2 separate regions of the Homo sapiens genome follow, and region 1 is linked to region 2. A link is an interaction called in ENCODE POLR2A ChIA-PET data of the cell type or tissue named here. Cell type or tissue: PC-9. All regions are shown on one strand. Region 1 overlaps MACO1 (macoilin 1). Region 2 overlaps TMEM50A (transmembrane protein 50A).

What was found. Peaks named below come from ENCODE experiments on the same cell type or tissue, not always from the same donor. Only the 100,000 strongest peaks of a DNase experiment are listed, where the experiment ranks them.
Region 1: POLR2A ChIA-PET joins it to region 2 with 5 read pairs; 2 of 35 experiments call an interaction of 5 or more read pairs at or near these places.

What each region holds. Positions count from the first base shown.
Region 1 is chr1:25,484,024-25,486,523 of GRCh38, reverse strand. It overlaps MACO1 (macoilin 1), which reads right to left. Exons shown (of 11, transcript NM_018202.6): 7 at 2,250-2,408; 8 at 729-911. Among named protein-coding and RNA genes, the nearest start is that of MACO1, 54 kb to the right of the region's middle. In PC-9, no CTCF peak of the experiment used is centred here; no DNase peak of the experiment used is centred here.
Region 2 is chr1:25,351,991-25,354,490 of GRCh38, reverse strand. It overlaps TMEM50A (transmembrane protein 50A), which reads right to left. Exons shown (of 7, transcript NM_014313.4): 5 at 1,517-1,609. Among named protein-coding and RNA genes, the nearest start is that of TMEM50A, 15 kb to the right of the region's middle. In PC-9, no CTCF peak of the experiment used is centred here; no DNase peak of the experiment used is centred here; H3K27ac peaks cover 346 bases.

The sequences.
Region 1 (2,500 bases), 130 kb before region 2:
GCAAACACCTAACTGATTCCCACATGCAGAGGGACTTCACTAGTCAAGAAAACAAAGGAAAAAGTGATAAGTGAAGTAGAAGCAAAAAGAAAAAAAAAGCTCTTAACTATCTAATAGTTTTTGGAATACTTGCACACAGGGGTACTTTCCAGTGGTATAGGAGGTAGTCCCCAATTTTCATTATGCCATAAATGTAATTCCATCTAGTAGAGACTTATGTTTCACTTTTTTTTTCCATTTCATTTGACAGTTTGCTGATATCCATTTGAGCAGCCAGTACACAGTGCTTGGGCAACCAAGATTTTATCTTTCTTCCATTTTAAGATAAAAACTTCAGAAACACATATACCTAAGAGTGGAGAGTAATGATAGCTCTCTAAAGGGAACGAACTTCCAGATAGAATCTCTCAATGCATTTAGTAATCATCAGTCTGACAAAAAGTGACTGGAAACCTTTTTATGAGCAGTACTTTGCCTCCCAGGTATGGGAAACATGGTGATTCCCTCATCCCACTTTATAGATGAGGTCACTGAGGGATAAAGCTGTTATAAGATAGTGCAAGCTTGCACACATGGAGTTTAAACCAGTTAATAAAACAGTACTTAAAAGCAATCCATCCGTGCATGATTGCTGTACGTCCAATCCTGCCCAAGGCACCAAATTCCCATGTCTTTGTTGGTAAAGGAAAGCCAACCTTGGATTAAACACTCAGGTGACATGGACATACCTAGATGCAGCAGCAAACGCAACAGCCCGGGCAGCAGTGGCTTCTTCTAACTTCTTCCTCTTTTTCTCTTCCATTAACTGTTTCTCTACAAAACTTCGGGCTTCCTGCTCAGCTTTTAGCTTTTTCTCCAACTGGCTGATATTCTGCTTGTCTTTTTGCTTCATTTGCACAGCATTATGTAACCTATATGGAAATGATTGTCATATAAAGTCTTAAAATTACAAATGCCCACTATAAACCCTTGAGAAACATCTCTTTATCACCTTAAGGCCAATTAAACAGGAGGTTTGAACAGCAAATCAAAAATGTCAATGCCCAGAATGCCTGAGGAAAACACACTGTTATTCTTTAATAATTCCTAAACACCAATAAACAAGCTGCCTTACAAAACAGAGATTAAGACCTAGCCTCTGCTCTGTTCAAGTAAGTGATCTACAAAAGGTCATCCAGAAAACAGGGTAAAACAAATTTTGAACAGAGGGGAAGATAATTGTAGAACTAATTCTAATGTTCCAGAGCACCCTGAAAGAACTTCAGTCCCACCAAAGAACCACTGATGGGACCAGCCCCAGTGAAACTAAGGTAAGGGGTGGAAAGGGGAAGGTTTTTATTTTTCCTGAATACAATTTTGCTGTAGCCTACTACAGCTTTTCCTTTCCAGCTCAGGATGTTTGCTCACAGTGTCCCCAAATCCTCTTTTAGAGTCACAGGATGCTTAATTTCAGATAGAAATTTCAGCCATATTTCCTGCTTACTACCACCCCCAGCTTTACCTATCAGCATGAGGTGAGTTTATCACTGGGATGTTCTCTACATATCAATGCTAGAACCACCACAAATGCTGGTCAGAGGCAATGGAGAGGTTATTTGCCTGTAATGCCCTAGCTTTTGAGTTACATTCCTTAAAAATGTTGAACTCCTCTTTCAACAGGGAAAGCCCAGAAAGCCAACAGCCTGTAATGATCATCACTACCACGGGCACACATTGCTGGGAGATTTAAAAAAAGAAAAAAGGACAGACCTACACTGAGTTAAGAAGTAATTCCAGAATGAACTAATCAAAAGCCTAAATGAATTCACACAGAAGACCTGGCTTTCTGCCTGCCTTTTCAAATAAAATCAAAGTTCAATGTCATCTTTTAGTTCTGGAAATAAAAGTAAATATAGTCAAATCCTCTAGAAATTTTCACTCAAAGGAGCAAAATTTTCAAAATGTGACAGAACTACTTCTTGTCAATTTTACTATCCAAAAACTCAATAACTATTTTAAACTAAGAAGTTATTAAATGAGAGAAGACAAAAACAGTAATATTAATAAACTGTTTTGTGGCAATGAAATAAGTTTTTATAGATTTTATAAACATGTTGAATATCTGGTACTAAATAAAGTATTTTAAACATTTTATTTAAAAACCTCTCAGCAGGTCTCTGTCACCATAAATCTTGTGCTCCAACCCCTGGCAACAGGAGAAGCAGTGAAGCTGCCGGGCTTACGGCCAAAGGCCTGAAAGGTGCACGTACTTGTTCTGCAGCAGCTCGTTCTCCTGCCGAAGCTGGCCCATTTCTGAGCGGATCCCTCGCTCGGTGCTCGAAAGGGAGCTGATCTGACTGCGGAGCTCTTGTTCCACTTGTCTGCTGGCTTGCAGGTCAGCCTTTAACTTTTTAATGTCTTGTTCCAGCCTAGGAGAATGAGAAATGCAGCATTTTCATCTAGGTGAGGGCACCCACAGAGCTGGGAGGGACCTGGTGGGGGTCCTGGACTGCTGGGTGAA
Region 2 (2,500 bases):
ACACATGCACGTCACCATAGTCGGCTAAATATTTATTATTTGTAGAGATGGTGTCTCCCTATGTTGTCCAAGCTGGTCTCAAAATCCTGGCCTCATGCAGTACTCCCTCCTTGGCCTCCTGAAGTGCTGGGATTACACTGCACCCACCCTTTTTTATTTTCTACAATTTTGGTAACATGATTTTAATAATAAATTACACATGGCTAGGCCTAGTGGTTCACACCTGTAATCCCAGCACTTTGGGAAGCTGAGGCAGGCAGATCACTTGAGCCCAGGAGTTTGAGACCAGCCTGGGCAACATGGTGAAGCCCCATCTCTACAAAAAATACAAAACTAGCAGGGCGTGGTGGCATGCGCCCGTCATCTCAGCTACTCAGGAGGCTGAGTGGGAGGATTGCTTGAGCCTGGGAGGTGGAGGTTGCAGTAAGCTGAGATTGTGCCACTGCATTCCAGCCTGGGTGACAGAGCAGACCCTGTCTCAAAAAATAAAAAAAATAATTAAAATAAAATTAAAAATACAAATATTTGGAAATATCTATTACTCCCATCTATGAGATTAAATGATTTTAATAAAAATTTAGGAAACATTATTTTAATCTACAAGTTACATTTTATTCAAATAAGTGTTAAAATATGAGCAGAATATATATAACCTGGTCCAGTTTTTATAAATCATTAATACTGTATTTTTACTATGACACCCATAGCAATTTTACCTGGACCATTAAATGGGTTTTCTGTTTTTCTAGGGTCCCTCAAGGTGAAATTTCTCCCAGGGTCTAACAGTATACCTTTTCCTGAGCTTGCCTTAAAGTGGCCTTATATAGCAGATGTATATTAAATGTTAGTTTACTTTTCTGTCTGAAAGGAGGTGACATCATATTACCAGGGAGGCTTAACTGAATAAATCTCAATTCTGGGATGTTAGAGCTTTGCACAGATATTCTGAAAGTCAGAACTTGTTAGGCCAGGCTTGAGGCCAGGAGTTCAAGGCCAGCCTTAGCAACATAGCAAGATCCATCTCTATAAAAAATTTAAAAATTAGCTGGGTGTGGTTGTGTGTGCTTGTGGCCCTAGCTACCTGGGAAGCTGAGGTGTGAGGATGGCTTGAGCCCAGGAGGTTGAGGCTGCAGTGGGCCATGATCATGCCATTGCACTCCAGCCTGGGTGATAGTGAGACTCTTGTCTCTAAAAAAGAAACAAAGCTTGCTAACTAGCTAGATAACATATGTTCTGCTTTTGAGATTTTTGGAAGCCAAAGAAAAGCAGTGTTTAGAGCTGTCTCATCCCTTCCAGGCTCTGGATAAGAAGAAAAATGACTGAAGAAAGGAATACTAAAAATATATAAGACAAAGAAAACCAAACACTGTCGGTGGAGGGTGGGGGGTCCCGGATATAAATGCATCGCTAGTAGTTGGCCCAACTATAGGAAAAAAATTTTATTCTAAAATAACCAACTTTAATGCAAAATTCCAGTATTCCACTGAAGTAAATTGTAACCTATGTTTTCTCTTACCTTTAGCAACATAACCTCCAAAAAGAATCCACATAGATGCAATCAGAGATCCAAAGGCCAACATGAAACCAACGAAAAGCCAAATGCGAGCACCTTCAAAGAAATAATATTTTACCAGAATTCTTTCTTATAGGGCAGTACAATTAACTTTCAAAAAGAAAATAAAACCCAAACAGAAAAAAAAAAAGTGCAACTGCCATTAAAGTCTAACGTGAGAACAGTAAAGGATGTGTTAAACATCTTCATCAGTGTACCTGTTGGCCTTTTTCTTCTTGGTTGGTCTGTATAGATTTTTAAAAATTATTTATGAGTCTGTATAAGTGCATATACTTACTTTCCCCAACTGCCTACACTGAGAAAACCTATACTCAACCTTCCTATAAAACATCTCATAAAATCTGTTTCACCATATTTAGAGGCTCATTCTCCTTATGCTTTTATATAGACAATGATCCCACATTTTTTTTTTTTTTTTTTTTGAGGCAGAGTCTTGCTCTGTCTCCTAGGCTGGAGTGCAGTGGCGCAATCTCGGCTCACTGCAAGCTCCACCCGCCCAGGTTCATGCCATTCCCCTGCCTCAGCCTCCAGAGTAGCTGGGACTACAGGCACCCGCCACCACGCCCAGCTGATTTTTTGTATTTTTAGTAGAGACGGGGTTTCACTGTGTTAGCCAGGATGATCTCGATCTCCTGACCTTGTGATCTGCCTGCCTTGGCCTCTCAAAGTGCTGGGATTACAGCCGTGAGCCACTGTGCCCGGCCGCTCCCAGATCTTCCAAGAGTACTTTCAAACAGTAACACAGACATACAGTAAAAAATTCATATTCAGTGACATACGAATCTCCAAGCTACCATATTTCACTTTCAGGGAAGTTAGGCAGCAAAATAAATTCAAATTTACTGTGACTAGAACTTAGGAAGGTTGCATTAAAATTATGTTAACAGAGGAGGACAGGCAACTTTCAAATCACATTAACATGTTTAT